Regions from separate parts of the Mus musculus genome. Here regions 1, 3 and 4 are each linked to region 2. The links are chromatin loops, found by intact Hi-C in ENCODE. Cell type or tissue: left cerebral cortex. All regions are shown on one strand.

The links. Peaks named below come from ENCODE experiments on the same cell type or tissue, not always from the same donor. Only the 100,000 strongest peaks of a DNase experiment are listed, where the experiment ranks them.
Region 1: a loop joins it to region 2, with 2.5 times the contacts of the local background. A loop is called at or near these places in 7 of 42 quality-filtered maps.
Region 3: a loop joins it to region 2, with 3 times the contacts of the local background. A loop is called at or near these places in 8 of 42 quality-filtered maps.
Region 4: it touches region 2 in a loop (2.2-fold over the local background); 4 of 42 quality-filtered maps call a loop at or near these places.

What each region holds. Positions count from the first base shown.
Region 1 is chr12:111,535,270-111,543,269 of GRCm38, reverse strand. Eif5 (eukaryotic translation initiation factor 5) reads right to left here and starts at 5,169. Exons shown (of 12, transcript NM_173363.5): 1 at 5,031-5,169; 2 at 4,722-4,915; 3 at 3,583-3,862; 4 at 3,388-3,469; 5 at 2,968-3,140; 6 at 2,698-2,809; 7 at 1,425-1,564; 8 at 960-1,118; 9 at 429-590; 10 at 6-170. The coding sequence starts at 3,654. Snora28 (small nucleolar RNA, H/ACA box 28) reads right to left here and starts at 2,324; the gene lies at 2,203-2,324. In left cerebral cortex, a CTCF peak has its summit at 4,549 (motif pointing left); DNase peaks (open chromatin) are centred at 4,658, 5,215 and 7,704; H3K4me3 peaks cover 3,366 bases; H3K27ac peaks cover 3,193 bases.
Region 2 is chr12:111,643,927-111,651,926 of GRCm38, reverse strand. It overlaps Mark3 (MAP/microtubule affinity regulating kinase 3), which reads right to left. Exons shown (of 18, transcript NM_001370744.1): 15 at 4,199-4,456. Among named protein-coding and RNA genes, the nearest start is that of Ckb, 24 kb to the left of the region's middle. In left cerebral cortex, a CTCF peak has its summit at 3,445 (motif pointing right); DNase peaks (open chromatin) are centred at 3,436, 4,897 and 5,589; H3K27ac peaks cover 1,033 bases.
Region 3 is chr12:111,422,389-111,430,388 of GRCm38, reverse strand. It overlaps Exoc3l4 (exocyst complex component 3-like 4), which reads right to left. Exons shown (of 14, transcript NM_001289487.1): 4 at 7,911-8,000; 5 at 6,342-6,996; 6 at 5,115-5,226; 7 at 4,773-4,895; 8 at 4,390-4,490; 9 at 4,177-4,257; 10 at 2,355-2,469; 11 at 1,812-1,931; 12 at 1,580-1,732; 13 at 853-974. Among named protein-coding and RNA genes, the nearest start is that of Exoc3l4, 9.0 kb to the right of the region's middle. In left cerebral cortex, CTCF peaks have their summits at 1,281, 4,139 (motif pointing left) and 4,961; DNase peaks (open chromatin) are centred at 773, 4,133 and 4,943; H3K4me3 peaks cover 1,016 bases; H3K27ac peaks cover 256 bases.
Region 4 is chr12:111,569,733-111,577,732 of GRCm38, reverse strand. Mark3 (MAP/microtubule affinity regulating kinase 3) reads right to left here and starts at 3,212. Exons shown (of 18, transcript NM_001370744.1): 1 at 2,632-3,212. The coding sequence starts at 2,682. It overlaps 2810029C07Rik (RIKEN cDNA 2810029C07 gene), which reads left to right and starts at 3,331. Exons shown (of 2, transcript NR_045295.1): 1 at 3,331-3,860; 2 at 3,993-5,416. In left cerebral cortex, a CTCF peak has its summit at 3,471; DNase peaks (open chromatin) are centred at 2,245, 2,445, 3,292, 4,066 and 1 more place; H3K4me3 peaks cover 4,169 bases; H3K27ac peaks cover 2,637 bases.

The DNA of each region.
Region 1 (8,000 bases), 110 kb after region 2:
CTCACCTTTTCTGACCAGCTGATAATGACCTCCTCCTCTAACAGGTCGGCATCATACATCTCCTTCAGGATGTGTGGGATCTTGGAGATCAGCTGAGCTTGATGCATTGCTACCACACATTCCAAACCATGAAGAAGGTACCGCTGAGCCTTTTTGTTGTTATGACAAAACTGCAGGTAGACAGCATCAACAATCATTTACAGCTCTACAATTCTGTATCTACTAAGCACGTTTACTTTCTCAAAGAATAGCCTATGAAACAATGGCTCAAAAAGGTCAATGTAGACACCCTTACCATTTAGAGATGCTCCCAGAATCGGTAAAAAGTGGGGGTTATCAATTTTCAGGAGGTAATATAATGGTCTGAATTTAAAGCTATAGCCCTAAGGTGACAATCATGGATAATAAACCTAAAAAATGTCTCTTACTCTTAGAAAATGGCGCCTGTATTTCTTGATTTGCTCTCTTATCTTCTCATCAAAGAGAACTTCTGTCAAAACAAGAGGACCCATGGCTTTTACATCCAGTCTTTCTGCCTCAGCCACAATTTCTTTATCAGATGAATCAATAATGCCCTCTTCTTTCTTTTTCTGAAAAAAAAATTTTTAATATAGCCATATTTTGCTATGCTTGAGAGCTGTCCTCCTTCTCTATGATTTCTACCCAATTTATCACTTGCCAAAGACAGTTCAACACCCACTGTAAATCTTCCAATACATTTCTTGAATAATAAGCAAGGACGTAAATGCAAGCCTTCTATTAATATTCAAAGAATGGTAGGGTGTGGTGACACATGCCTTTTATCTCAGCAAATTGGGGGTCTTCGTGAGTTTGAGGCTAGCCTGGTTTACTGGAGTCCAAGAAAACCAGGGCTTAGACAGAGACCCTGACTGAAAACAAAAGACACCCAAAAAATAAATTCAAAGATACCAGAGAAAAAGTTATCTATACAAATTTACCTTAACAAAATCAAACAGGATGTTAACACGCTCTTCTACAGTTCTTTCCAAATCATCACTAAGTGTCAGACCTTTTGCATGGTCACTGATTTCATCCATTCTGCGCCTTTGAGCTTCCTCAGTTGTATCCTCCCCCCAATCATCATCTTCCTCTTCTTCCTATTTACACAAAAGCCAAGATCATTAGGTACAGGAACTAGTCACATTGACAGAATCAAGCACCTCTGCCCACAGACCATGTCAAAAACTCACAAAATGTTACCTTTCACATTAGTGCAAACAAAAACAAATCAAAATGCTAAACAGGGAAAATGGATTCTAAAAATAGTCAGTTTAGTTCAACTCAACCCCCCACCACCCAATAAATAGCACACTGTTTTAATTAAGCGTTGTATATTAAGTTAAAAAGGAATTTTTTACTTTAATACCAGGTTTTTCACACTATTTTAATAGCATTATACTCACCACAGCATGTGGAGGACTAATTTCATTTGGTGGTGGAGGTGGTGGTGTCTCACTGGTAGATACAGAGCCATTTTCCTTGTCCTTGCCCTTTCTATTTTTCTTTTCCTTTTCTTTCTTTCCTGTACCAATGTCACTATTCTCTACAGGGAAATGAAGAGTTAATTTAGCCCTATGGTTCATGTATCACTATCAGACTGAAATCCTACCGTCTCACCTATCATAGTTCTCTCTCTGAAGAAAAAGCCAACATGATTAAAACAAAACGACATTTAGAATTCTGAATGGCGTGGTTGGTTAGCAACTAAGGACTTATTCTTGCAAAAGTTGTTCATTCAGATTCTCAGCAACCATATGGTGGTTCACAACTCTGGTCCCAGGGAATCCAATGCCCTCCCCTCTGGCCTCCAGGGCACTGCATGCATGTGGTACAGACATACATGTACACAGAACATCCACACAAAAAAATGCCTTCCATTCCAGCACTTGGGAGGCAGCAGCAGTTATTTCTGAGTTTGAGGCCAGCTTGGTCTACAAAGTGAGTTCCAGGCCAGCTAGGGATATTACATAGAAAAACCCTGTCTTGAAAAAAACACCCTAAGAATTCTGAGGGGATTCAGGGATCAAATACACTACTATATTTCACAGGTTATAAAATAAGGTGAAGTAGTACTGACACACAGTATTGGGGCTGAAGATTAGAAGGTTAGTATCAGGTAGTTTGCCCCATAAATTTAAACAATACCACATCCAAAACCTGATCAATTCAACAATTAAAAAGTTTGTTAGAGCCTATATAACGGCTTGTCTCATGGGGAAAGAGAACACCGGAATAGGTTAGACTTTCTTGCTATAGCAAGCTCAAATTGTGTCAGACGGTTTTGTTCATCTGCCACAGAGTGTTGCTTGCAATGCTTTAAAGTCACTGTAGCTTAATAGATAAGCCTTGACTCTTAACAACAGACATCTGGTTTAGCAGCCATTTTTCACCCTTATTGCTACATAAAACAGGACATTTTCCAATGTCTTACAGTCAAAGTCACAAAGTCCAGAGCTAGGCATGGTGGTGAATGCCTTTAATCCCTTTTAGATGCAGAGGGCAGCCTGATTCAGAGGTCTGGGATAGCCAGAGCTACAGAAAAATCCTGTCTTCAAAAACCCCATGCACAAACAAACAATAAAATTCACTTATGAGCTCATAGTGTATTCTTATATAGCAACAACAGAAAAAAAAATCTTCTTTTATTCTACTAGTCAATTTATTAAAAAGACTTACCAGGTGGGTTTTTGAGAATGAATGTACAGAGTTTATGATGTGTGTCAAGCATGCCTCGGTACCCACAGGCTTTACAAGAATTACCTATTGTTTGCTTCTTTGGATTGACATGCTATTAAGGAAAGTAAAAACAAGTGTCATCTACAGCCAAAAAGGAAAAGTGGATAGAAGTTTTTGTTACATTATAAAAGTGCCAGAAGACATCTAAAGTACTAATTTAACCCAATTTTCTTCATGATAGTCTTGAAAAAAAACCTAAAAGGCACTCACCAGATCTGTTTCAGGATTCTCACACTCAGGACAGAGAACAAATTTTTTAATGAATCCATCCAACATGTCTTGCAGCTTATTCGCCTCATGAGATCCATTGACAATGTAACGGTCATTCTTAACATCAAACTGGGTCTGTGCTCCCAGCTCACAACCAAAATATTTGGTGGGATCTGTATAAAGACAAGACATTCCATTATAGTTAACTAAAGCACTGGTTGCACGTGAATATACAAAAACTCACCGTGTTAAAATTACAGGGAAACTGAAATACAGCCAGGGTGGCTTAATGACACCCAATCAAGTAGGTCCGCAGTTCCAACTTGCTAATTAACATGATTGAGGAAAGATGTATAGCTCAAAGACTGTAAAAACTATAGCCATAATATACCTTTTCAGGCTTCTCCAAGCTTTACTTACACGTTGGAGGCCGATTAAGCGCCTTTGCAACGTCAACCATGTTGACTATAACTGTCTTGATTCCATTTCCTTTGCCCTCAACCTAAAGGAAATAAGAATTTCAATTTTGCACTGTCTTCCCTGTGAAATGTAATCTTTCAAAACCTATCAAGAGTGTGCGGACCAACAGGCTACTAAAATAAAAACCAGCATTACCTTAGCAATCAAACGGGGCATCTTGTAGCGATAGAACTGGTCTGACACGCTGCGGTTGACGTTGACAGACATTTTGGCTTATTAGTGACTTTATCAATAAGATGAAGAGATCTTTGATTGCAACTTTTTGGTATCTTCTGTCTGGAGAAGAAGGGATGACATAAACGACTGCAAGAGTTCTCGGTCTCTGACATGAAAAAATTTTCGCCACTGAGGCTGTAAGCTTCTTGCTTGTATGCTATGTTTCCCCAATACAGGTACCAATGGCTGCGCAACAGCTCTGAAAGAGAAAAGGAGAAAACACACAACAACCCTACAGGTTTAGCATCACTCCTCCCCGGGACAACTTCCCGTCCCCGAGTCCCTCACACAACTAACACTCCGAGCTCTAACAGCCCGAGTCCTTGTGAGAAAACAGCTGACATCCCCATGTAACAAAGCACAACTCCAGGAACCCAGGAGGCCACCATTTTGACACGGGTTGTGACTGGCAGGGAAACTGCTCGAAACGAGGAGGACAACACGGAACACAAACCCTGCTCCCTCAGCCGCCGGGAGATTGTCACATCAAAGGCCACCGGCGAGTCATGGGTTGCCCCGGCCGAGCGACAGCGTTGTAACTGCCGAAAAGGGGATCCGGGCCCTTTCTCTCCCTCACTTCAGGCCCGGGGGCCACCAACTTCGCCGATGGCGCCTCCCCCGGCTGCCATCGTGGTAAAACGGGAAACGTCGAGCCGGACCTGCCAACCGCCGAGGGGCGGCTTCGGCGACTCCGGGGGCTTCAGGGCGGCAAGTCCAGGCTGGGAGCCATTGGCTCCGTCGGAGCACGAGGACCACGGCCGAAGCCGCGCCCGGGCTCCCTCCCCTCGCTCCCTCGGCGCACGGCCGACCTTCGCCCTCGTCCCCATGGCTACGCGACGGTCGCAGCCCGTCGCCCGGCCTCCCCCTTCCGGCGGCCGGCGGGGCAGAGGTGCGGCCTCCCTGAGTCACAAACGCGCCCCGGGCCTGACTCAGCCACGGCGCGCGCGCGGGCGCGCTCCCGCACGGCCCGGCCCCCCCCAAACTGCGCCACACGCGCGGCGGGTCACGCGGCCGCGCCGCCATCTTGCCGCCGCCATGGCCCGCCGCCCGCGACTCACCGTTTTCGTCAAATAAAGACATAAACCCAACGCGGCTCGCCCGGGACTGGGAGGAAGAGGCGCTGGAAACCGGGTCCGGAGCGGCGGGGCCGGCGGCGAGCGGAGGGGCGGCTGGGCAGGTGCCGCCGCCGAGCAGCGGGAGGGACTGTCCCAGCGACGTCCGCGTCCACACCAGCAGCGCCGAGCCTGGCGACCTGGCGGGGACAAGGCAGTGAGCGGCGGGCGGCGCCTGCCCCCGCCGGCGGCCCGCGGGGTGGAGGGGCGGGAGCGCAGGGCAGGGGCGCGGGCCACCGCCCCCCGCGGACTCACCTCTGGAATGTTCTCGCTCTGACTGAACAACGCCGCCGCCGCGCTCAAGCTACCCTCGGCCCCGGAGCCCGCCCCTTGTACCGGGCAGCCACCGCTTATTGGCCGCAGGCCCTCCCAACTTCTCTTGTCATTGGCTCGCATGCACGTCGATCTCACGCTTCTCCGCCCTCCACTTCCTGGGGCTCCACTCGTGGTCTCGGCCCGCCTCCTGCCTGTCCCAGCTTCCTTCCCTTCCCTTCCCCCCCCCAACTCCGTCCTTCCCAGAGGCCTTCGCGGTCTCGCGATAGCCCGGCTCGCTCTGAGTTTATGCGTTCAGGCACTATGGCGCCTGCCTAGTCCTCTCTCGGGGCGGGGCCGGGCCGGCTATGTCCACGGTGCTTCTCTGTGGGCCACGCGTGATCTAACTGCTCATCTGGACCGCGCCAGGAGGCTCCCGACACTGCGGCTCCCCTTGCCTCTTTCCCACCACCCTTCCTGCTGCCTGGCCCGTGCCTGTCATCCCATATGGTGCCTCTCCCTGAGCTCGGGGAGCCAAGCCGCCGCCGAGCCGAGACTCCGCGGTTGTGGCTCTGAGGTTTCCCACGATAGAAACCTTTTTTTGTGTAGCTTGGGTCCCCGCGCAACTTAGGGTGGTCTCGACCCCAGTCAGGTCCGGCTGTGCCTCGAGGTTTGGCCATCCCCCCGCCTCGGGGCTCAGTCGCCACGTAGGGCCACCCCGTCCAGCCCAGCCCGGTCTGTAAAGGCCAGGCTGGTTGGTGACTGTGACTCCCTGCAGGTGCACCCGAGGAGGCAACAGTGTTTTATTTACTAACAATTTATGTTCGGAAGAGGAGCCCGGACTTTTTCTTTCCTAGACACTCTTCCATTATTTAAAAGAAAAAAAAAACTTCTTTTTTTGGTAAAAGTTTCGACTGAGAGTTGAAATCATCCCAGAGTCCAACTAATAATATAGAAATACCTGTTCCACCTTCCCAGGGCTTCTGAGAGCAGCAGCCTGGCTTAGTCAGCAGCTGCCTGGTTTCCTGGATGGGGAGAAAGAGCAGTGTTGTGGAAGAAGGGCTGCCCTTTGTTCTACGCCAGTAGAATTTGTAACAAGGTTAAAATGGAAAGATCAATTTTATTTTGCCCAAATCCAAGGTTATTTCCCCATGACTTAAAAGCTCTGTAAAGCTAATTGACCATGTCCGTGAGGGAGACTAAAGACAAGATGCAGAACTGAAAGATTTGTGTCTCTTCTGTAGCTTTTATTTCACAGTCCATGGCTCTACAGTTTTTACGGCTCTGTGCTTATCCAGGTTCCCCCTCGTTAAAGTGGAAAGATCTCAGGCAGTGCCTCTGTGAGCCATGGATCATGACTTGGCAGTATTGGAAAAGATTGAGTTTTTGCTTGGCTGAACTCAAATGGCAATATTTTAGAAACTCTCAGAAAAGGGTGTGAAACCAGTCCGAGGTAAGAGGCTTGTCTCACAAAAGTATTTTTGGTAACACTATACAAAGTGGTCTTTTCTGTATGTTCGATGGCCTGATGTTTAACTTCATTTTAAAAGTTTGTAGGAGCCAGGGGTGCTGACACCTTTAATCCTAGCACTCCAGAGGCAGAGGCAGGCTAGCCTAGCCTATATAACAAGTTCCAGGACAGCCACAAAGGAGATGAAAATATAAAAGCTTATGCTAGTGTTGCTTTTAATTTTTAGTGCTGTTATTATGGACAACTTCTAAGAATCACTTTGATGCCCTTTCAGTATGTAGCCCAGCCTGGCCCCAAACTCATAGCTAGCTTCATGCCTCAACCTCCCTAGTAGGGGCTTACAGACAGGTACTAGCACACCCAGCTAAGTGCTTTGTAAAAAATTTTAAATTAATTTTATTTATTTACAATAAGAAGTACTCGTAATCACGCCATTTATCAGATTCTAATATCCTACAGCTTTAAGAAGACCTTGAATACTGAGGAATTTTTACACCCATTTTACAAACAAGAAAACTGAAGCCTGAGGGTAGGGGGGGGGATGAAGCTGCTTTTCCAAGGTCATTTCCTCTGTAACTTACAGAACTAGCATGTGTGCCCAATTCTCTTGGCTCTCAGAGCTTTTCTGGGTCAGCGTATGACATAGCCCTCCCTAGTAAACAGAGGAGTCTAAGTGGGCAGTTTGTATGTAAGTGACTAATAGTCTGGTAAGGGGTGTGTTAGACCTGTGCTTTACAGGTGACAACAGCCCTTTAATATCCTGTAGGCAGCTTCTGAACGCAAGCTTGTGTGACACCAAGCTTATTGCATCATTTCCCTTGCTATTTCTGTCGCCACCTCATTTGGATGTTATTTCCGTCAGCCAGGTACTTACAGTTTGTTAAGCGATGGACACTTGGTGCTTATGAAATCCTTGTCCATGGGCTGTGCATTTTGGCCCTGGATAGCTGACATGAATAGTTGCTGCAGAGGTAAATGAGGAAATTGACTGGCTGGTTGCTTAGACATTGGTGTCTCTGAGTCTCTTTAGTTTGAATTGGTCCCCTGAGTTTTAAAACCAACTCTTCCTGAACTAGAAGTATGCGTTTCTGAGCAGTCAGACATTGTGGGCACTTAGGTAGAGCCACTTTGAGGAGCCCCCTGGTGGGTCAGCTGCTCCACACCCTTTATGACATTTGGGTCTCAGCTCTGAAGGCTGCACACAGTCACTTCAATCACTGGCTCGTGCTGGAGGAGGAGCTACAGGACACGAGCATGTTTTCTTCTGGCACACCAGCCTATACCTAAGTGCGCACAGAGAAGACAAGGTGTCAGAGATGCCAGAAGGGAGTGAGCGTTATCTGGTGAGTGCAGAAGCCTTGGCTGCCTTGAGGGCTGGTGCCCTAAATCACAGCTTCTTAAACTGCGGGTTTTGCAACCGTATGGGATTGTGTAACAGCATAAAAACTATGGCAATAGTGAAAGGCATTGATCCCTAAATGACCAAAAGTGAATTCAAAATC
Region 2 (8,000 bases):
CAGAAAAGACTTTTACAAATTAAACAGAAAATCTAATTATAGAAAGAATAGAAAAAACAAACAAAAACAAACATCAGGGCTCCTCTTCTGGTCAATATTAATAAAAGCAGCATTTGTTGAAAAGTAAAATTATTGTAAACATTTGAGTGTGGTTCTTAATTTGAAACATAAAAACTTGTTTAGCCATAGTAACTAAATTCATTACAAAAATCTTTTAAAACAAAACTCAGTCTTTAAAAACTATCATGAACAGTGTGTGTGGTGGCACACGCCTTTAATCCCAGCACTTAGGAGGTAGAGGAGGCAGGTGGAACTCTGAATTTGAGGCTAGCCTGGTCTACAGAGTGAGTTCCAGAGCAGCTAGGCTATACAGAGAAACCCTGTCTTGAAAACAAAAACAAACAGACAAAAACAAAACCCCAACCGCCCACAAAACCCAACCAAGCAAACAGAACATGATCATGATCACAGTCATGCTACTGCTGACTTGCTGTGTGTATCAGAGGCTGGCCTTGTATCTGCAACCTGCTTCCTACCTGAGTGCTGAAATTACACATCTGCCACCACGCCTGCAAATTCAATGTCGTCTAACAAGTACTTTGGGATGTACATGTAATAAATACCATTTCTCAAATGTCTACAGATTATCTAAAGAGCAGAACTCTTGCTTCTGTTGCATAAACACACAAGCTCTAATTACAAGTCGTTTAGACATGAAACGGATCATCACTGAGCGATGTGTGATAGCATGGTCCTACAATCTAGCTCGACAGTGGTAGAAAGTGCTGTAAATTTGGGCCCAGTCAGGTCTATTAATATCAACTTCCAGAGCCAGTGCTGCATAGCAAGATCACGTATTTTAAAAAGGGGGTAGGGCTGGTAATTCTGCTTGGTAGTGTTTGCATAACATGCATGAAAACTCTGGGGTTCATCTACAGTACTTCATGAATGGGGCATGACTGGGCATATCTGTCTTGAAGGCCATCCTTGGCTACATAGTGAGTTTGAACCCAGCCTGGGCTACAGGAAACCATGTCTCAAACAACAACAAAACCAAACTAAAACACAACAACAAATTTAAAGAGGCGTATATGCTGTACCAAACAGAATCTGACAAGATCTTTCTCACAACAGGCACCTCTGGGCAAGTGTCAGTAGGAACAGTCAGTCCAGTGTTATAATGGACACACACATGACGGTGTAACACAGTTTTTGAACTTTTCCTTTGGGGTTTATCTTTGCACTGCTTTTAGGGAAGTTCAAACTCTTGCCCTTGTCATCTGTAACTGTGTTGGGCGCCATCCACAGTTATTCTAGAGTGCATGTAGCCTGTGAACCAGAGGGTGGACACACTTGCTTAGACAGAATGAAAGGTATTCCATTATAGTCTATGTTACAGACAACTAACTGCTGTCCACATCATACAGACCAAACAATGGTACCCAGCAGGATAAACACTATATAGAAGACTGTGCATGTAAAATACTCTTAACTAGACCCCACAAAAATATGTATTATTTCAAAATGATTCCCAGTCCCCACCCCCCTCTCCCAGCCCTGGAGATCTGGCTCAGGCCTTCTGGATTACATCTCTGAACTACATGCCTAGACAACAAGGTTGTATGAGGTGTATGAGGGTTTTGCCTGTATGTAAGGGTAACAGGGCCCAAGGAAGGCAAAAAAAGGTGATGGACTGTGTAGAGCTGGAGTAGGAGACAACCTCAGCAGACATGTGGGGTAAACATGGGCTTTCATAAAGTGTAGTGAGTGTTTACCCTGAGCTAGCCCTCGAACCTCTTACAAAGTTTTTTTTTTAAAAGATTTATTTATTTATTATATGTAAGTACACTGTAGCTATCTTCAGACACCCCAGAAGAGGGAGTCAGATCTCAGTACAGATGGTTGTGAGCGACCATGTGGTTGCTGGGATTTGAACTCAGGACCTTCGGAAGAGCAGTCGGGTGCTCTTACCCGCTGAGCCATCTCACCAGCTCACGAAGTTTTTAAAATACACTTCAATTCCTGATTTTCTAGTTAAGTCAAAAGGTACTGATGACATAAAACTTACATACTTTTCTTAATTTTTCTTCCTCCAAATGTCTTTTAATATACAAATAAGGTGGAGGAAAGATAGTGGAAAACAGACTGAAGACCTACACTATGCTTGGGATCATGTGGACCGATCCGAGGTCCTGTGTCTGGGCTGGAGCTATATACTGCCTGCAAGGTCTGGCAGATTGGTTTATTTTTAAGAGTGTGTGTGTGCGCGCAGTTACACAGGTTACATACAATGTGCATGAGCCCGATGTTACATAATATACAAGTATATATGTATAGGTAGAGAATAACTATAAAGTCAGGTGTGGACTTGAACATCTTTATCACTCTAGCACTAGGGAGGCAGAGTAGATCTTTGTGGGTTTGAGGCCAGCCTGGTTTGCACTGCAAATTCTAGCACAGCCAGGACTACAGAAGACCCTGTCTCAGACACTGAAGAGAGCCAGAGCACTTGCTCGTTCACAGGACCCAAGTTGATCCCCAGAACCCACATGATGTCCCACAATCATCCAAGATGACAATTCCAAGGGACCTGACACTCTCTTCTGTCCTCCTCCAGCATCAGGCATGAATGTGGTACACAGGCATGCATTTCAGCAACACTTGTACACATGAAATTAATAGATCTACAAGAAAACCAGCCGGGTGGTGGTGGTGCACGCCTTTAATCCCAGCACTCGGGAGGCAGAGACAGGGGAATTTCTGAGTTTGAGGCCAGCCTGGTCTACAGAGTGAGTTCCAGGACAGCCAGAGAAACCATGTCTCAAAAACAAAAACAAACAAACAAAAAAGAAAACCAAATCCAAAACCACCACCACCAAAAAAAAAAAAAAGAGAAAAAAACCCAACCAACAAACTACATACATAGCTACCTCCCTATGTATTTTAGCACAAACTAGCCTTCACATATTAGCTGATCTTTCGTCTTTAAAAACTTTTTCCTCCCCCCAGACAGAGTTTCTCTGTGTAGCCCTGGCTGTCCTGGAACTCACTCTGTAGACCAGGCTGGCCTGGAACTCAGAAATATGCCTGCCTCTGCCTACCAAGTACACGCCTTTAATAACATTTTATGTGTATGCTATCCACTCATATAATATGCCTGTGTGAGTGTGAGCACACGGCCCACAGGGGAAGGTCAGAGGGCAACTGACCATCTCGACAACCCCATTGCGGCATACCGCTGTTTGTTTCCTGCTTGGATCTATGTGGTGTGTGGGCAAGTGAGCTCGGAGGCCAAAGGACAGAATCAGGCATTTTGCTCTCACTCCTGCAGACAGGATCTTCCTTTTCCTCCCTCCCTCCCTCCTTCCTTCCCTTCCTTCCATGTATGGGTCTTTTGTCTGCACCAAGCACACCACACGCATGCTGTACCTATGGAGGCCAGAAGAGGGCATCAGAGCCCCTGGACCTGGAGCTGCTACGTGGAACTGAGTTAGGCTAACTGAGAGCTGCTATGTGGGCACAAAAAACTGAACCTGGGGCCACTACAGGAGCAGCTCAACTGTTGAGCCATCTCTGTAAGCTCCTAAGATGGGGTCTTTACTGAACGTGAAACTAGTGTAGCAGACAGTAAGCTTCAACAGCTGCCTTGTCTCTGTCCACCACAGTGCTGTGGTCACAGGCTTGAGCAATGAGTCTGTGGCCGCATGCTTATCTAGCAATCATTCTTACTTACACCTATACAGCTCCCAAGTGCTGGTATTTTAAATCACTGCAAATTACCAAAAGAGCAAAAAGGAGACAAGTTGGAGGGTTCTAATGACACTCAAATGATTATTGAAGTGTCAGTTTTAGGGGCTGGCGAGATGGCTCAGTGGTTAGGATGCTTAGTAACAAGCCAGACTCAGGGGAGAGAGAGATTCTTGCGGGTTTAGAGGCATTCACAGTGACACTGGTTTTCTTGTGACTGCTAAACTGCAATGGGTATGCCATGTGGATGGATGTGTGAACAATATAAATCAAAACTGAAGAAGAATAATTCTTCCCAAAGGCTAGTAATTCTATTTTAGAACTCTAAAAGTCTAAGCACATGAGCTGAGAAGACTGCAGGGCCCAGGCAGCAGCCTCTCAAACACCAGGAGGGGCATTTACTTCTCTCGCTGCTGTTGTTGCAACAGAATCAGCATCATGTGACACTTACCTTCTTGTGAGTTTGGAAGTTAATTTACTAAAAAGATTAGTGGAACCTCGGCTTCGAGTCTGAGACAGCGGTGTGGCTTCATGGGACAAGCTGGGTGAGGCAGGTGGGCCATTATATGTTGCGGTTCGCCGCTCCCGAGGTTGGCCATGGAAAGTGCTACGGCTGGCTGTGCCCCTTGGAAAGCGGATGCGATCTGGGGTGGTCGCACTGCTAATACTGTGGGTTGAAGCAACTGGAGTTCTCTCATCTGGAATAGCGCTAGGACAGCAGAAAAAAAAGACATCTTTGTTCCCAACATGACACAGGAAGACTTACAGGCACAATCTATCTGTCACACAGTGAAGGAAGCCAGCCACTGTGAATCCAGGTCTACGGGACTTGGAAGGAAAAGCTCAGTCGGATATGAAAGGCACGGGACAGGAGACAGCGCAAAGAATTTAGGGGTACAGTGTATGTACATTTTCAAGATCAAGATTAATATTCGGTGGAGAATAGCTAACTCAGCTTCCCCCACTACTTCCCTTTCAAGCTGCTTCCACACAGAACTGTGACAAAAGGAAAGAAAGACTTGCATGTGAAAAGAACAGCCAACCAAAAACTTCTGGAAGCACACAGATGGTATAAATATAAAATCCCACATGCTGAAAGCAGGTTGGAGAGGGGTTTCTTATGCCCTCTGCAGTATGCCAAGGCATGAAGACAGGCACCCACACCCACAGACACCACAGATACAACGGGACAGGATGTGCTTAACTAAAACTGTATGGAGGAACAACACCTTGCGAACAACTGCAACAAAATCTGGGACCATAAAATCCACAGCACAAAACTAAGCAGCAGTGGGTACACATTAGCTTCACGGGAGTGTGCATTTTCTTACATAGCCTTGAAGGTATCGCCTTCACTGTCTATTGGAGGTAACACCATCTTGGGGTGCCCAGAGGCTGACACGGACATCGACCTCTGATGTCTTAGCCGACAGGTAGATGTGGCACAGAGTGAGGCAGGGCTAGCTGCGTAAGCGAACACTTCTGTCAGGCTGGGAGAGGGTTTGGGTTCAGGCAGAGGCAGAAACAACAGTGTGATGGAACAGTGACCAAAGAACAGCCTGCTGTCTAACACACCCCCTCTCCCGAGATCCTTGCACACCTCCTGAGATTAAAAGTCTCTTTACCTTGTTTGGGGTCTGGGACAATTGCTGACTGCACTGTAACTGGTTTTGCAAATAGCAGCTTAAAAATCTCGTTTTCTAAAGAAAATAACACTTTTATATGTTTGACTACTTCTATATGTGCTCTCCAAACTCTGCCTAAAATAACACATCCTAAAGGAGATGTCTCTATATAAATGTACTGGTAAAAACTTGGCGCTAGCACATGGTACCTTTCTCCTGTATCCCTTGAAATGAATGACTAAATCATGGACATACTAGTCATTATAGTCAGAGCATCCTATGGCATTACATCACAGTTTAGAACCTTCCTATCCAGAAGACATCTACTCCTCATAAAGAGCACTGAGGCCCTTTTACCAAGACGGGAAAGCTCAGCACAGGACCACTTATGGACAGAGTGTCAGAGTGACAGAAAGCCTTCAGTATTACCTTGACAACAGCTTCAGACACACCACATAGAGTCGGCCCCTCGGAATTGGTTCTCTTTTAGCCTGGCTTACGACAAGTTGTTAAGATCCCCTGCCTCTGCTTCCCAAGCACCGTCATTACGCACACGGACCGCTCTGCTTAGTCTCATTTTAAAAATCTAATAGGAATAGTGTTTTGCTCCTCTTTTTTCCCAAGACAGGGTTTCTTTGCACAGTCCTAGCTATGGTACAAGTTGCTCTGTAGACCACACTGGTCTATTCAGAGAGCTCTCTGCCTCTGCCTCTGCCTCTCCAGTTCTGGGATTAAGGGCGAGCACAAGCACCCTCCCCACCGCCCCAATAGCATTTTTCTCAACATTCAAGCAGAAGGAAACCAGCAGTCTACAAAGTGTCCTGTGCTAACCCTAACCCTGAATCATCTGGGAAGACGGACTCACAGTTGAGAAAATACCTCCATAAGACTGGCCTATATATAGGCAAGTCAGTTAGGCATTTTCTTGATTAATGACCGATGTGGGAGGGCCCAGGCCACTGTGGGTGGAGTCACCTTTGGGCAGGTGGGTGGTCCTGGTTGTAGAAGAAACCAAGCTGAGACACTAGTAAGCAGAGCTCTTCCATGGCCTCTGCCTCAGTTCTTGCCTCCAGTTCCTGCTCTGATTTCCTTCAGAGATAGCTTGTGACCCGTGAGGCTAGTGATGACCCGTGAGGCTAGTGATGACCCGTGAGGCTAGTGATGACCCGTGAGGCTAGTGATGACCTGTGAGGCTAGTGATGACCCGTAAGGCTAGTGATGACCTGTGAGGCTAGTGAAGGGAGTTGGAAAACAGAAAGCTGCTGACAATGTAATTGAACAAGAGGGCCATGCTCCAGCTCCAGCAAGCAGCAGAACTTGGTAACTTTAACCATGTAGCTTTGGCTTTAGAGTGAAGAACATGAGGTACTAATGGGACAATTGATGCTGGTTAAGAAATTAGTGGTGCCGGGCAGTAGTGGCACACGCCTTTAATCCCAGCACTAGGGAGGCAGAGGCAGGTGGATTTCTGAGTTGGAGGCCAGCCTGGTCTACAGAGTGAGTTCCAGGTTAGCCAGGGCTACACATTGAAACCCTGTCTTGAAAAACAAAGGAAAAAAAAAAAAAGAAATTAGTGGTGATTAAGGGGAGACCAACATCACGGAGGTGAAATCTTCTGGGAAGTCTTTTCTGTGAGCACAAAGAAGCTGTGTTCCAGAGATAGCCACGGTTGTACCTCTTGCTGCAGCTGTACTTGGTAATGTGTAAGAATTACCCAGGTGGTACGGGTTTTGAAGGCATGAAGGAGTGATGGAGAACAGCTGAGGCTTGGCATTGTAAGAGGACAGTTAAGGTGATGAAGGTGCAGCCTTAATTGCAGGTGATGGCCCAGGATTGAAGGGGTCATGTAAAGGATTTGACCTTTGTCATTATGAAGAAAGCCTACCAGAAGCTATTGGTGAAGCCTAGTTGCAGTGGAAGACTCCAGTGTACTGGAGATGCCAGTACCATGGGATAATCACCAAGAACAGCAGTAGCAGTGGAGTGGAGTCAAGCAGAGCCTAGAGTGCTACAGAGGGCAGAGCTGGAGAAGTGACCCAAGCTGTTTGTAGGAGCCCAGAAGATTGTGTGTGGAACTCAGAAACTGGGACAAAAAGCTGTGATGTTGAAGACTCCAAGATGTTTGAGATGCCAGAGCTGTGAGATACCTGCTGAGGAAAGCTGCTAACAGGGAGTGGAACCAGCCAAAGAGAAAGAATTGTGCTGCAGTCAACAAAGCAAAAAAGATGGACATCGGGCAAAAGATGGAGATGCAGAGTGTGGAGTCTGGTCTTGCTTTTATCTAGGATTTCCTCTCTGCCATTTTGGAATGGTAATGTATATCCTGTGATGCTGGAGGTATGTGATCTGCTTTTTATTTTGATTTTATAGGGGATTACAGTTAAGTGATTGGATGAATCTCAGAAGAGACTTTGTACTTTTAAACATTGGTGAGACTGTTGTAGCCCATGGAGACTTCTGAAGTTGAACTAAATGTATTTTACATTACATGATGGCTAGGTATGGTTCCCACAGACACATGTGTTTGAACAAGCCTATAAGTGCCAGGGAGTGGAATGTTGTGGTTTGAATATGCTTGGTCTAGGGAGTGGTATTATTAGGATGTGTGGCCTTTTTGGAGGAAGTATG
Region 3 (8,000 bases), 220 kb after region 2:
AGCGGAAAGAAGCTCTGTGCAGAGGCAACGCAAGAACTCTGATCTAGGGAAGGCTCCAGAAACTGGCAGAATGCTAGGGAGGTAGAGGCCAGGCCAGGCCAGGCCAGGCGGCAGGTTGGGGAATGTCCTCACAGTGTGCAAGACAGAGCGTGGTGGGGGTGTAGGGTGACAGGTGAAGTGGTGGAGGGGTGGACGTGGGTGGAATAGGTACAAAGGGGCACCCTGAGTCACTGCGTCCCCACTGCTTCCCCGCAGCCATCCAAGACCACTTTTGGAGCCAGGGAGGAAGGGCCAAACACCAGTTGGGGAACCCCCGAGGAGCGGTAGGGAAACTGAAAACTTAGAAGGAACTAACGGGGTCGGGTCGTTGTTGTCCGTATTCAAAATCTACCAGAACAAACAAGCTGCGAGCAGCAAGGAGCCAGAGAAGGGGCTGGACCAGGGGCTTTCAGTGATCTTTCCATCCCGGAATCTCCGAGAGCACTGGAGAGAGCCAAGCCGGGATTTCCAAGGGCTCTGATGATTCACTGCCCCACACGAGCCTCCTCATGGCTGCCGAGGCCTCAGAGAGCTTCCAGAGAGGGTTTGAGCCCGAGAGTGGAGCCACGCCGTCCACAGATGGTGGAGAACACGAGGGAGGGGATGGTCCTCTTGCCTGCGGTCCCTGTGCGCCTTCCTCGCGGGCATGCGCACACGGGTCCGTCGCGGTTCGCTTCCCGACTAAGCCACAGTTCTCTCGGCCCTGACAAGCTCGCTCTTCCCTCCGTTCCACGCCTGCACTCACTTTGCTAAAGGCGCGAGTGCCAGGTTCCAGTGACCCCTGACTCTAGGAGGGAAGGAGGATCTGCTAACCTGATGTCCGGGTAGCTCCGTATAAGTGTTTCCAGGTGCCGCCGGATGTCGTCTTTGTATGTCTCGCCCAGGATCTCAGCCACAGACAGGATGGCTTGGTCCAGCCACTTGGCTTCAGAGCCCTAAGGAAACAGGGAGATATGTGCGTGGTTCATCTCCCCCAAGGAGTCTCTGCCTACAAACCTCTCCTGTAGTGCCCAGAAACACCCTTCCCGTGTGTCTGCCGCGGGTGGCTTGCCCATAAGAAGATTCCACGGAGTCAGGGAATAAGATTCCACAGACCACATCTGCGGTGACTCTGGAGAGTTTTCTTCCTGTCTGCACAGACGGGAAATCCGAGCCCTGACCAGGAAAGTGCTGATTGGAACCTGTCACCAGTAGGAGGCCAGCAGCCCAGATAAGGGGTTTGGGCTCAAAGTGCTCCCGAGAGGGGAAAGATCTCCCACAGACCTTGCCCATCATAACCTTCATTCCTTCTTTGCCTTCACCCACAAATGTATGCAAATACAATGTAAAGTGAAACCCCCTCCTGTGCCCGCCCCTTTAGAGTCTAGCCCCACTGCCATTTTCCCTGTGGAGTCTGAAGAACCGCCTAGTGGAAGCTCTTTTCTCCTGCTTCACCCGCCGTGAGGGCTCTTTACAGGATGAAAACAACAGAATAGGGGGTTCCTGGCTGGGTTTGCTGGCCAGAGACTGAGCCCGATTGACAGTCAGACGCTGCTCCTACCAAGCCCTGGAAGGTGTTGCTAATGGCCTGGGCATCCAGGTTCATCTTATTAGAGCCCTTCAGTCGATCCTGGCCACTGAACCTCTCGTGGGGCCTCAGCACCTGCCCCAGGTATTCGCGGACCACAAAACGGTGCACCTCCTGCAGTGTCTCCTGGGAGAGGGAGATGGTAGTGGTCAGGATCAAAGCCATGGGCTCTGCACACCCATGCCAGCCACCCACTTCCTGGTACCTGTGCCAGTGGTGGGGTCACATGCTCAAGATGATGTGCAAAGTCCACCACTTTGTCCATGAGGGGACGAAGTGTGTCCTGTGTGAGCCAGCTCTTGGTATATAGCACCTTAAATAGAGGCTGGGGACAGAAGGGCATGGGAAGTGAGCTCTGTTCACCGTTTCTAACCCCCTTCCGTGCTGGGCTCCCTGGTGCAGCCCTCTTTTCTAGGCACAGGTTTTATCACTAGGTCCTTCCCATAATGCTTCCTCCAATGGGTATGGAAAAGTCTAAGAGTCTTGTCAGGCCCTGCTTAGGGTGTGTGCTGGGTGCACCTTGAGTGTCTGTCTGGTCAAGGAGCTTTAAGGCCTTATTTCTTGGCCCACCACCCCACTGAACAGAAGGAGCAGCAGTGGGTTGGTGAGTGCTTCCCACCCACCCTTGCTCTGGGAGAACTCACAGAGGGCAAAAGAATGGTGTGACCTAGGCCTGGACTTTAGAGCACAGATGGGTACCGGGGTTGCGGGGGGCAGGGAGGGGGGCGCACAGAAGTGTCCAGTTCACCTGCATGTCTTGCTGTACAATCTGGAGCAAATGTTTCTGGAAGCTATTGGTGGCAGCCACTAGGGGTTTCTCCAGTTCCTTTATGGTTCCTGGGAACCTGGCCAGAAGACTGGTTCTGGGGAGGAGCCAAGACACGGAGTGAGCTGGAAACAGAAAAACAGGCAGAGGAGCAAGACCCCTCCCCCGGGGCACACCCCTGCAGGCTGGGCAAGGCACTGGTCTGCCTCCCGTTCGTTCATTTTTCAGCGGTTCTTATTCTTCCCAACGCAGTTCCTTGTGTTGTGGTGACCCCCCCAACCATAACATCATTTTAGTTGCTTCTTCATAATTGTAATGAAGCACGATGCAAATACCTGATACGCAGGATATCTGATACCTTTGTGGAAGGGGTCGGGACCCACAGGTTGAGAATCCCTGAGTTAGCTTGTAATGTCCCTGGAGTTGTGCAAAGTAACACCCAGGGGCAGAACTGAATAAAAGGACAACATCAAAGCCCTGAGAACCAATCATTAACTCTGGCAGCAGGGTGACAGGGTGGCTGCTTTGGTCCTGTCTGGCAGCTTTGAGTCAGACCTCCATGCCTCTTGGTGATGGGACATGGTAGCACAGCCAGGCCCGGCAGAAACTTTCCAATGAGCTTCATCCCTGCCTCTGAGAATGATACTGTCCCACTGGGCAGGTACCCAGCTGCATGGGTTACTGGTTGCACCAGCATCCACCTGCCCACCTGTCCCAGGCTACCCTAGGCTTGGGAAGTCACACTGGGTGGATTAAGCAGGCACATAGTGTATCACAGTGCTCATAAAGAGTGCTCATATGAGGGGGCAGGTGAGATGGCTCAGTGGGTAAGAGCACTGACTGCTCTTCTAAAGGTCCTGAGTTCAATTCCCAGCAACCACATGGTGGCTCACAACCATCTGCAATGAGATCTGACACCCTCTTCTGGTGCATCTGAAGACAGCTACGGTGTACTTATTTTAATAATAAATAAATCTTTGGGTCGGAGGGAGCAGGGTTGACTGGAGCGAGTGGGGCAGACCGGAGCAAGCGGGGTTGGCCTGAGCAAACAGAGGTCCTAAATTCAATTCCCAACAACCAGATGAAGGCTCACAACCATCCGTGCAGCTACAGTGTGTACTTATATGCATTAAATAAATAAATAAATAAATAAATCTTTTTTTTTTTTTAAGAGTCCATATGAACTCAGTCCCCATGGCCTGTGGAAGCAGGCTCTGGCTTTGTTAGAAGAGTTAAGAGGCACCGAGATGAAGTGACTTGCCCCAGCGCACACAGCTAACAATGGGCAATGCTGGGTCCAACCCCACAAGGTGGCCTAGATGGCTGTATTCCCCAGACTAGCATATCTGTGGGGAAGTGTGCATGTGGTATGGTCTGGAGTACCCGTAGCAGTCTCTGCCAAATAGAGAAGACCTTGTTTTCTGAGGGAAGAGGCGCCCAGGATGGTCCAGGGTGAGACGCGGGGAGGTAGAGGGGTTGGGAGGAGAAGGTAACTCAGGAAAAAGAACAGAATGGGATGGAGGGAATAAACAGAGAACTCAGGGACCAGGACAGCCCCATCTCCTCAGTCTCTGATCAGCCTTGAAGCCCCTCATTTGTTCCAGGGCCCTAGCCCTGCTGAGTACTTTAAGGCCAAGGTGAAGAGGGGACAATCCCAGAAGGCCTTGGGGAACCCACAGGAATTCACACTAAGCCGCTTCCCCAACTCCTGCCCTTAGCCGCCACTGCTTCTGATCTCTTTTCCTGAGCTCGCGCGCCTCCTGCTGGCAGTGTTCGGCAACGTCCTGGAGCTGGGGCGACCTACCTCAGCTCCACGCAGGCGTTAATGTAAGCACCCAGGTACCATTCGCTCACTGCCTTCGACGCCAGAAAAGCCTTTTCAAACCTGGGGGTCAGAAAAAAATCATTTCTCTGACTTCAGGTCTGCGCCCCCGTTAGGTCGTCACCGTGATGAGGGCCTCACACTCAGTCCACCCATTCTCGGGTATCCGTCCTGGACAGAGAATGCCACCCGTACCTGGGCACAAAGAGACAGAGCGCACGCGCGCAGATCTGCAGGGTAGTGGCCTCCAGCTCCGCGGAGATAGCGCCAGCTGCCTTCACATGCTCAGCTACCAGCTGCCAGGGATGCCACATGTTGAGAGCAGTTGAGTCCCGAACCCAGCCCACCCCATCGCTGCAGGTTTTCAGTGGCCCCAATGTGAGAGTCACCTCCCCCCCTTCCACACAGCTACTAGAATTCACCGGCAGACCCGAGAGCTGTGATTTAACCTGGCCATGTGCCCCAAGAGTCTAGATCACTCCACAGGTTCCTCTCTCAGTAAAACTTAGCTCTGAGGGATCTCCGACATGAGCCTGAGTCCTGAACATAGCCCTTCCTTCACCCCCTCCCGGGCGCACCATGTGCACATCGATGGACAGGGGCGCGTGGTAGAGGCCCTGCAGTACTTCCCGGTCCTCGTCGGCTTCCCAGCGATTCTGTTCCAGCTGCAAGATGCTGTCAAAACAGCTTGTGATCTTGGTCTGTAGGGTTAGGAGTGGCCTGTGGTGAGAAGCTTTCCAGGAGGAAGGTAAGGGCGCCCCCTGCCTACCAAACTCCATTTTGCGCCTTCAAGGACTAGCGTCACCGGACTCCAGTCATGGTCCATCGCTTACAGGACCACTGCCAGCACAACCCCTATCCTCCACATCAAACCTCCTGTAGGACCCAACCTCTGGAGCCCGGGGCCTCCCCAGCCTCACCTCTAGGAAGCTAGTGTAGTCACTTTCCAGTCGAGCCCACAGAGCAGGCTCTAGAAGTGGGGGCAGCGGCTCGGTGGGCAGCGCCAAGTCTGGGGCGCCCAGGAAGTCAGGACTGAAAAAGCAAGATTCCGGGATGAGGGAGTTGTTAGGACCCAGGCGGACCTCTGATGCTCCACCAGCTACCTCCTCTCTCTAACCTGGCTTAAAGTCTAAAGTCATGGGGCTGGAGAGATGGCTCAGCAGTTAAGAGCACTGGCTGGTCTTCCAGAGGTCCTGAGTTCAAATCCCAGCAACCACATGGTGGCTCACAACCGCCCGTAATGAAATCTGAGGCCCTCTTCTGGTGTGTCTGAAGTCAGCTACAGTGTACTTAAGATATAATAAATAAATACATTTTTAAAAAAGTCTAAAGTCATTATTAGAGTTCTGAACTTCTTCTGTTGACACATTCCACTCCCCTGCCCTCCAGAGTTCTATGCCATCACTTCCCTTCCCATGAAACCTCCGGAAGGGGCAGACTTCGTGACCCTCAAGCGAACAGCTGGTCCTGCTCAGAAAGCTTAAGGAGCCGTTCAGATGGGCCTCAATGTGACCTCTGCCCTCGTGGACAGCCTACATTCGAAGACTGAGCTGTAAACGACATCCCCCGGCCCCATCACCATCTAACCCAAATCAGGGTGTCCCGGACAGGGGCTGATAGTGGCTTGAGATCACTTGGCAATTTAAAGAGGCCAGGACTCCGGCAGCCTTCTCCCTTACCTATTCCTGCCTGAGGCAAAGCTGGGGCCCATTCATCTGGGGACCTAAAACACCCTAGTTAGTTACACAGCAGGTTGGAAGCCCCCTGCAGGCTGCACTCTGCATGTGAATGCCCACCCAGAGGGGCAGCAAGCTGGGTGGTGGTGTGCCTGGAAAGCCACCTTTTCCCACTTGCAGCCATCTTATGGACTAGCTTTGCTTTATGGGGCTCCTGGCACTGGTGAGAAGTACACAAGAGAGACTTTCTAGCTTTGGGAATCTGCGCATGGGTAGTCCCTTAGGAAAACCTGGGATGGGAGCACACAGCCTAGCACAAAGGATGACCAAGTCCCCAGTCTTCCTCGTGTCCCATCGCCTTTGCCAGTGATGGGGAAGGAAGGTGTCCTATGCTCTTGTACCCGTTTTCCGTGATCTCCTGCTGGTTAATGGTACCCGCTCCTGCCTAAAATACCCTAGCTCAGGCCTCACCTGCCATAGACATTAGCGGCCCAGTCTAACAGCACATAGAGCTGCTCACAGCCGCGGGCGTCTCGCGCCAGCTCCTGTAGACGCTGGGCCACAGCGCTGTGGAAGGCACGCAAGTAGGTCTCCCACACTGGGAAGTCGGTGGCTTCGTAAGCGGGCTGCATCTCTAAGCGCACCTTCTGCAGGTCGTGGCGAACCACACCGCCGAGCTCAGCCAGAAGCTGGGCTAGGTCGGATGAGCCCTCCGCAGCCCCGGGGATGACTTTTGCGCCTGCCTGCTGTACGCGCTCCTGAGCGCTGAGACGCACCGCGTCCTCCCAATGCATACGCCAGTGGCGGGGTGTACTCAAGAAATCACCCTCGGCCTGGGAGGTCTGATGGGCCTCCTCTTCCAAGTGTACCACTTGGGCCAGTTCCGCTAGAGCGTCTCGATCCACGCCTTCGGAACTCAGCGCCTCGCGCACAATGGCTCCGATCTCCGCAGCCATTCCGTCGTAATGTAGACAAAGGTCCATAGCGCGCCGAGCATAGGCGGTGGGGTCCTGTGTAAAGGTGCGGGAAGTTTTGTCGGCTACCAGCTGCGTCTCCAGGTACCGCAATTGTTCAAAGGCCTTCACTAGCTGCCGCTCAGTGATGAGGTCTGCCACGGATTTACTTTCTGCAACCGCAAGTGAGAAAGGGCGTAATGAGAGGAACCCATCTATGGTCCTGGTACTAATCCAGATATTTAGGTTGCTCTGCGAGCTTTGGGCTGAGCCACCTGGCCACTGCCCAGCTGTCCTGTGCACAACTGAATTGCTCTACCTGCCAGAAGTCCCTGCTAATAGTCACATTAGAAGGAACAGTGACAGGGCCCCAAACAAATGGCTGAAAACAGCAATTTGGGTTAGTTCCTGACTGCACAGCTGGCTATATTGTAACCAGTACCTTCTACCTTGCACCCCCGACCCCTAATCCTCTCTTCCATCTCTGCTGAGCTGGTCCTGGTGACATCATACGTGGCTGTAATTACAGGTCTAATAGGGTCAGAGCTCGGGCAGGGTGTGTCCTGCCCTTAAGTCCAGAGCTAGTCTCTCTGCCGTGCCTTTCTCTTCCCACCCTGTGTTCAAGGAGTTCTCTACTTTGCCTGGATCCCTTCTTCAGAGTCCAAGTTCCATTTGTCCTCCCCCGAACTGACCCTTAGCTGCTGCTCCAAGTAACCATGGCTTCCATGAACCTCTGTGACCCTGTGGTCAGAGCCCAATGCCTAGGATGGGTTTGTTCAAGGGGCCAGGCTGTGAAAGTCCCATGCATGGCCTATAGCTCTACAGTCATGCAGATCTGGGTTCAAATCCCACCTCTTACTGGTTGCTGTTAAACACTAAGCAAGTCACTTAGCTGAGCCCGATGTTTCTCATTTGCCCAAAGGCTGTGTTGAGAGGAAAGGGCTTCCCTTGCTAGATACTAAAAGAATGTGTGCAGAAGGCAGAGTTTGGGTGAATTAGGCCTCGAGGAGAGTCTGCTGGGATACCCAGCTCAGCTCCTGCCCCCTCTACCCTCTGTTTTCTCTCATGGTGTTGTGTGAGACCTTACCTGCCTGGGGTTCCAGATCCTCAGCCTCTGTCCCAGTGGCTGCCTGCCTGCTGACGCCATCTGTGACTTTGGAGGGCTTCTCTGGTACCG
Region 4 (8,000 bases), 74 kb after region 2:
TCCCATTACATGGTTGTGAGCCACCATGTGGTTGCTGGGAGTTGAACTCAGGACCTCTGAAAGGGCAGTCGATGCTCTTAGTAGCTGAGACATTTCTCCAACCCAATGGCAAACACCTTTTAATCCCAGCACTTAGAAGGCAGAGGCAGGCAGACCTCTAAATTTGAGGCCAACCAGGTCTACAGAGTGAGTTCCAGGACAGCCAGATATACACAGAGAAATCCTATCTTCAAAACAAAAAGCGCGGGACGTGGTGGCGCATACCTTTAATCCCAGCACTCGGGAGGCAGAGGCAGGTGGATTTCTGAGTTCGAGGCCAGCCTGGTCTACAAAGTGAGTTCCAGGACAGCCAAGGCTATATAGAGAAATCCTGTCTCAAAAAACCAAACCCAAAAAAACCAAAAAAACAAAACAAAAACAAAAAGCATATGCCGGGCGGTGGTGACACACGCCTTTAATCCCAGCACTTGGGAGGCAGAGGCAGATGGATTTCTGAGTTCGAGGCCAGCCTGGTCTACAAAGTGAGTTCCAGGACAGCCAGGACTATATAGAGAAACCCTGCCTGGAAAAACCAAAAAAAGAAAGAAGAAAGGAAAGGAAGGAAGGAAGAGAAAAGAAGAGAAAAGGAAAAAGAAAAAGAATAAGGCATCCTTCACATCCTAAAGTTTTCTCTCTATCACTGAGGCACATTTCTAGCCCTTAGGTTGTTTTTAAAAACAAAGGTAGCAATTCTACCACATACAAAATCACAAAACAACTTAACAAATTGACAAAGAACATGGGAAGAATGAGCCACTTCAGTCTAAAATAATCACAAATAACTACCTAAAACCATGCATTCCAGACTAAAAATAGACTACTTCTCCTTGAGTCCTCCCACCCCCATGAAATATACTGTTAAAGCCAGGCAGGGTGGAGCATGCCTTTAAACCCCAGCACTTCAGAGGCAGAGGCAGGCAGGTCACTAGTCTACATAGAGAATTCCAGGATAGCCAGAGCTACACAGTGACATGGCAGATTAGATAGATAGATAGATAGATAGATAGATAGATAGATAGATAGATAGATAGATAGACAGACAGACAGACAGACAGACATGGCAGATTAGATAGACAGACAGATGATAGTATAGAAATTTAAAGAAGACTAAAATGGTGTCTTTCATTATCATAAACCTGTTTCTTCAATTTAGAAAGCATAAGTTCTAGTTCTACCTAAAGTTTTGATTTCAATGATCAAAGCCAATCAACTGATTTACTTGCTTCATTTTTTAGGGTAGCCAAAGAATATGATGATCAATCAGGTCAAAGATAAGTTTCTTCAAAAGAACATAAAGAGGAAAGGTCTCAGGTGGATGTGTCTGTATCCTCTGCTGTGGGGAAACTGAGGCAGAGGCTCCCTTAGACAGCCCAAGCAACACAGCAAGAACTGTGGAACAAAGAAGTGAGGAAGAGAAAAAAAAGAGAAAGAAGGGGAGAAGGGTGAGGAAGGAAGAGGAGGGAAAAGGTCTAGTCTAAGCTCTCCCAGTTAGGAAATCTTCTATCTATCTCAGGGGGAAGAACATATACAACTGTATAGTAACACACCACAGAGATGACTTAGACCAAATAGATTAAATTACCTAATAGCTATCAAGCACAAGTGTCATTTTGAAGATTAAAATGAAGGCATTTGATACCACTAGGTCACCATGTCTAAGGATGGTTTTCAAAGCATGAAAACACCCGAAGCATGAAAGCTTTTCCAAAGAGACTGCATTTTCTTGCCAGCAGTTACCTCATAGCTCCGCATAATGAAAGGCCAGTGAAGTTTCTTTACAAGTTATTTACTAAATGCTTTACAGAGGACAAAGCTAGGCTGGAACACTTTGGAATCCGATGCGGAAGAAGAGTTCAAAAAACACTTGGGCAGGTCAAACATTTCTTCAGTAGAACTTCTACTACACGTTTGTCACTCCCTAGCAATGCTGCTCCAGGCTGTGGTTTGGTTTGGTTCTGCAGGTCCTTTCCAACAAAATCCTTTTACATAGATTTGCTGGGTGTGCACACTGGACCGGGCCTGAGAGCTACTCCAAGCCAACCTTTTGCAGCGGAAGGAAAAGGCAACCCAGTGGGTGTCCCTCGGCCGGGCAGCAGAACAGAGCAGAGCTTCACATCTGCTTCTCAAAACACTCAGCCCGCTGCTTCCGAACAGATTTAGCTTTGCCAAGGACGGGAAGCTACTCCTTGATAAAGGCAGCGGCTCTGGAGCAGAGAACTACTCTTGTGAGTGCGGGAACTACGGGGGCCCACAAGGATCTCTCCACGGGGCACTTAGTTTTGGCAGTTGTCATTAAACTTAGTCCCCTTTTAAAGGGCGCTCCGCTCGACCCGATTGGATCCTATTAATCTGCACCTAGGTCTGACTGGCAGGCTCAGACCCTGCCCGACGTTAAGAGGAGAGTTGTGTTCAACCGCGCACTGGCCGCAGCAGCGCACGGACGGGTAATGCTCAGCCGACCGTAAGGACAGCGCGCAGGCCGCACGCGCGCCGCAGGACAGGGCTGCGCCTTGACCCCTGCCTGGAGCATCTGGGCTGGATCCCCCTGCTACCACCCTGAGGGTCTGCCACCCTGCAGCGCAGTCCACTCACGTTTTCAGTGTCTCGTTCATTCACCGTTGGCAAAGGGGTCCTAGTGGACATCTTATTGCGCTTTGATTCCGCACAACGCCAAGGCGAAAACAAAACCGCCCAGCTTTGGGCGGCCGGCGAGCAGCGGCCGCGAGCCTCCGGGCCCTGCCCTCCCTGGCCGGAGTCTAGATCTCCGGCCTGGCCCGGGCCGTGCGCCCGCGGGCCCCGGGGCTCATTCTCCCCCAGCGCCGGCGGCCGCACTGGAAGCGGGCCGGCTGGCCGCCGCCGCAAGCCTCAGGGCACCTCACGGGCCTCGCGGGCCCCGCGCCTCCTCGCCGCTCGCAGCCGCAGCGCCGCGGAGCTCAGCCCCGGGGGCTCGACACGGCGCGGCCGGCAGCCCCTGAAGAGGCAGCAGCGCAGGAGGATGGAGCGGAGATGGAGCGCAAGACAGGCCGCCGCGGCCTGCAGGCGCCGACCATGGAGGGAGCCGCGGAGGAGGCGCCCACGCCCGGCTGCTTTCCCTTCTCCGGCTCGCTTTCCGCCCGGCCTCGCCCTGCCGGCTGCCACCGCCGCTCCCGGCACCTCAGGAGCCTTACAGACTCAAGATGGCCGCGCCTCGGCTTCCTCCGCTGCCTCCGGCTGCCGGAAGTGACGCTACGGCCGCCTGGAGTTCCGCCAATCAGCGCGGTCGGAGCTAGCTGCCGGCTGCTGTTGCTAGGGGCGACTCGTCCTGTTGGGTCTGAGGGGGTGGTGCCGTCGGAAAGGTCTTGCTTGGTCTCCTCTCTAGCGGGCGGAGAGTTCCAATGGTCCAGATTGCCTGGGCATCCCTGACCCCTCCGGACCACTTCCCTAGAGGGCATCCTGTGCCCGACTGCTGGGCTGGCATTTGCAGAGTACAGATCTAGGCTGTCTGGATTATACTACACATGAAGAGCCTACTGTTTGCAAAAATTGACTTTTCTTTCCCGCGGCCACGCTGCAAAGGATGGAGCTCCAGCAGCGAAGCAGCAGTCACTGGTCTAGCTGAAGAGGAAGGAGCCAGGCTCCTGCTTCGTAACCGAGGCATCTAGCATCCAGCCAAAGAACTTTTTTGCCTCTGACTAAGGAGCCACTGGTTATCGGAGCCGGCTCAATTGAATACCCATTCGGATGAAAGAGTGAAGTATAAAATAACAAGGTAGCACAAAAAGCTGGGAAGAGGGACTCGATGAGATCACGTAGACGCCCCCAGGATCAGATCCTAAATGCCGGTAGGGGCTTATATAATCAATATTTCTCTGTCTCTTCCTCTCCCTTTCGTTCTCTCACTCCCTCTATCCCTCACTTTTCCCCTCTGTCCCTTTCTCCTTCCTCCTCTCTCGCCTCTCCCTCTCTTACTTCAGTCTTCTGAAGAGCGATATTGCTACAGGCTTGGACCAGGGAGTGACCTGCAGGTGGAACTCTGAATATGCTGCCTCTTCTAGAAGGCCTGCTCAGCGTGTCACCTCTTTATGTCTTCTAAGGAGAGAATCCATTGGTAGAGGAGGGAGGGCTATGTGAGCCGGGGTAAGACAAACTGTTACTAATAGTCCACCTTGTGCCGGTTATTCATTAAGCCTCAGTGTAGCCGCATAAGATGCTCAGGCACAGCACGTGACCTAAAGTCTGGGTAAGTTGGTTACTTTACCCAGGCCATCGGTGGTGTTGGTTATAGAAGGATCTGAACCCCATTCCTACAGCTTTAGAAATGGCTAAACTTGTGAGTGACTAAACTTTGCTTTCTTTCCTTCTTATGTTTTGTTTGCTTGCTTTGGTTCTGCCCCCCCAACACCCCGATATCCTGGTGTATCCTGCTTTGTGAAACAACAGATCTTCAAACACCAGCATCACATCCAGAGAGGCCAGAGGGTCCCAAGACAAAACAAGCCGGGGCCAAGACGCACTCAGAGCTCCTATCTCACCCTCTTAGGGGTGTGCTCGGGGCACCAGATGGGTTATTAAATGTTATTCTCTTTCTCCCTTTTTGGTTAAGCAGAGGACTGCAGAGGAAAGCCTCTGAATCAAATGTTTGCTCCACACAGTTCAACTGAAATGTAGGTTGTGATGAGTGGACACGTGCTCCACAGCTAAGAGACCAACCGAGGGCATCCTATCCCACTCGTGGGTCTAAGGGGAGACTTACAGAAGGCATACTTACTCTGAAGATGGAATGATAGCTGAAGAGACAGAGTGATGCCTAGGGCCTGTCAGACACCCAGTTTAGCCTAATACAGAAAAGCACGGAGGTGAGAAACAACAGGGTGAATCCAAGGAAATTCAACAGGAGCATGTGAGAGGCAGGAGCCAGGGAGAGTTAGACATGGCCCGAAACAAGTTCTCCCCTCCACCCTGAGGAATTCTGGTGCTTCAGCACTGGCTCCTGAAGAATTGGGGAAACTTCCCAGAAGGTTGTCAGCCTCTCTCCGGCAGGAGCTTTACAGAGGTCTGTGGACACTTCAGAGCACCCACACGGGCCAGAGAAGTAACTGGTCACGAGGCTTCCCCCAGGGGGACTTCCTCACTCAAGCGACACATTAAACTCTGAGTCAATGAATGCCAGAGGTTAGGGGTAAAGATGACAGCACTTCACCTCAAGCTACCTCCTAGTTTTCATAAAGTTTGGAATTGAAGCTGACGAGATGTAGACTCACCGTAAAGAGCTGGAAGCAGCAAGCATATCTGTGGCCCATGAAAAGGGAGAGGGGGACCAGGAGGGCATGGGCTGGAGAAGGACGAGGTTGTGTCCAGAGGAATGGAGCAATTAAACTTTAAACTATTCTTTTCATAATTCTTGTTTCTGGCTTGATTTCCCGCCCCCTTATTATTATTTTTTTAGACAGTCTTGCAGCGTAGCTCAGGCTCAAGCCAATTCTCTCCCCCACCGGCCCTTTATTATTTATTTTTAGACAGTCTTGCTGCGCAGCTCAGGCTGGCCTTCAGTTCCTACCCTGCCTCAGCCTTCCTGAGGCCGAAAGTGCAAGTGTACACCCCGCATGCCCAGTCTGTTTCCTGTCCTCCTACTGAAGCAGTTCCTACCTTGAGCATCGTAACAACAAACCCACTGCAAGTCAGAAATGCACCCAGGGCTGGGGAGATGGCTCAGCGGTTAAAGGTCTCGGTGCTCAAGCAAAAGATTGGATCTCCCAAATCCACGTAAACTCCAGGTGGGCACAGCAGCTCGCTTGTGTCCCAGCGGTTGAAAGACAGGGTCTCTCCTTGCTCTGGAGCTCCCCACAGATTGGCTGGCTGTGCAGCCGGCCCCAGAGATCTTGCGCTCTCTGCTTCTTCAGCCCTAGGGTTACAAGCATGTACCACCACACCTGTCTTCTTTATCTGGGCTCCGAGCATAAGGCTCAGGTCCCTGTAGTTGCATGGCGAGCACTTCACATTCTGAATCTCCCTCTAGCACATGAAAGGCAGAGGCAGGAAGATCCATGAGTTCGAGGCCAATCTAGTGTAGAGAGTTCCAGTCCTGCCAAGATGACATAGAAAAAAAGACAGGGTGCAGGAGAGATGGCTCAGCAGTAACAAGTACTTGCTGCTCTTGTAGAGGACCTTTGTCCAGTTCCCTGCACCCTTACGACAGCTCACAACTTTCTGAAACTCCAGTTCCAGGGGATCCAGCGACCTCTTCTGGCCCTTAGGTACAAGGCATGCTCCCATATACACACATAGTCAAAACACACTTGAATAGTATTTACATTTTAATTAGGTTTTATTTATTTGTTTGCTTGTTTTGTTTTGTTTTCAAAACAGGGTTACTCTGTGTATCAGTGGCTGCCCTGGAACTCACTCTGTAGACCAGGATAGCCTTAAACTCAGAGATTCACCTGCCTCTGTCTCCAGAGGGTTAGGACTGAAGGCGTGCACCACCACTGCCTGGGCAAAACAATTTTTTAAAATGACATGTTGGAAGAATTTAACTACAGCTGGTAGCATTAGCAACAATCGCCAAGTTATGCATGCTCCACAATACTACAATTCTATGCAAAATATTTACCTGAAGATAGGCTGGCAAAGTGGCTCATCTGATGCGGGTGCTTGCCACCAAGCCCGTTGACCTGAGTCCAATCCCTAGGACCCAATGGAGAATAGCAGTGAGTCCTGCAGGTTTCCCTCTGATTTCTACACCTGCCTTGGTACGTGTGTGTGACCATACACACACAAATGAATAAATTTAAAATTCTTAGTTATTGGGGTTTTTTTGTTTTTGTTTTTGTTTTTGTTTTTTGTCTTTCGAGACAGGGTTTCTTTGTCCTGGCTGTCCTGGAACTCACTTTGTAGACTAGGCTGGCCTCGAACTCAGAAATCCACCTGCCTCTGCCTCCCAAGTGCTGGGATTAAAGTCATGTGCCACCACACCCTGGCCTTAGTTATTGTTTTGAGATAGTGTCTTAACTATATTGCCCTAGCTGGCCTGGAACTTGCTATGTAGACCAGACCAGATGGCCTCATATTCAGAGATCAGCCTGCCTCTGCCAGTAGTGAGAATTTTGGTTTCTTTAAAAACCCAGTTATGGCCGGGTGTGGTGGCGCACGCCTTTAATCACAGCACTTGGGAGGCAGAGGCAGGCGGATTTCTGAGTTCGAGGCCAGCCTGGTCTACAAAGTGAGTTCCAGGACAGCCAGGGCTATACAGAGAAACCCTGTCTCGAAAAACCAAAAAAAAAAAAAAACAGTTATGATATGTGAATGTTTTTTGCTTTAATCCCAGGTATGGGATAAGAGGCTACCTCATAGCAGGTGATTATGGTTTGCCTCGTGCACTAGCAGGGGTGAGATCCTTGCCAGCTTCAGATAGTTGAACTCTGGGGATTCTGAAGAGGAGATAAATGGAAGCTCCCCAAGAGGGCCAAGGAGGCTGCTGCTCCCCTTGCCGCTCCTGGTGCGGTTTGTCAAGTGTTCATGAGCAGAGAGACGAGGGGTTGGAGATATCCTGACGGCAAAGACTGGACAGTCCCAGGGAACCCAATGCCCCTAATCATCGGGAAGCAGTCTATTTTGTTGGCTGAAAGAGGCCATGACCCCGTCCCCCGTAACCTTTCTCTCCTACCTAGTGTTGTGGGGTCGGAAGGGTAATAGGTATTAGAACCCAGTAAAAAAGCCTCCCAAGGGAAAATCGCACCAACATCTGCCTCCCTATCAAAGGAGCTCACTACAGTGCCTGGCTGATTTTCAGAAATTGTAAGGGAGCTGGAAAGATGGCTCATTGGTTAAATACGGGTGTTGCTCTCACTGGGGACAAGCGTTGGGGTCTCGGCCACACACTAGGCAGCTGATAATTACCTCCAACTTTAAAGAATCTGCCGCCTCCTTTTGATTTCTACAGGCACTTCAGACACATGCGTGCACAAGACCCCCACACAGACGTG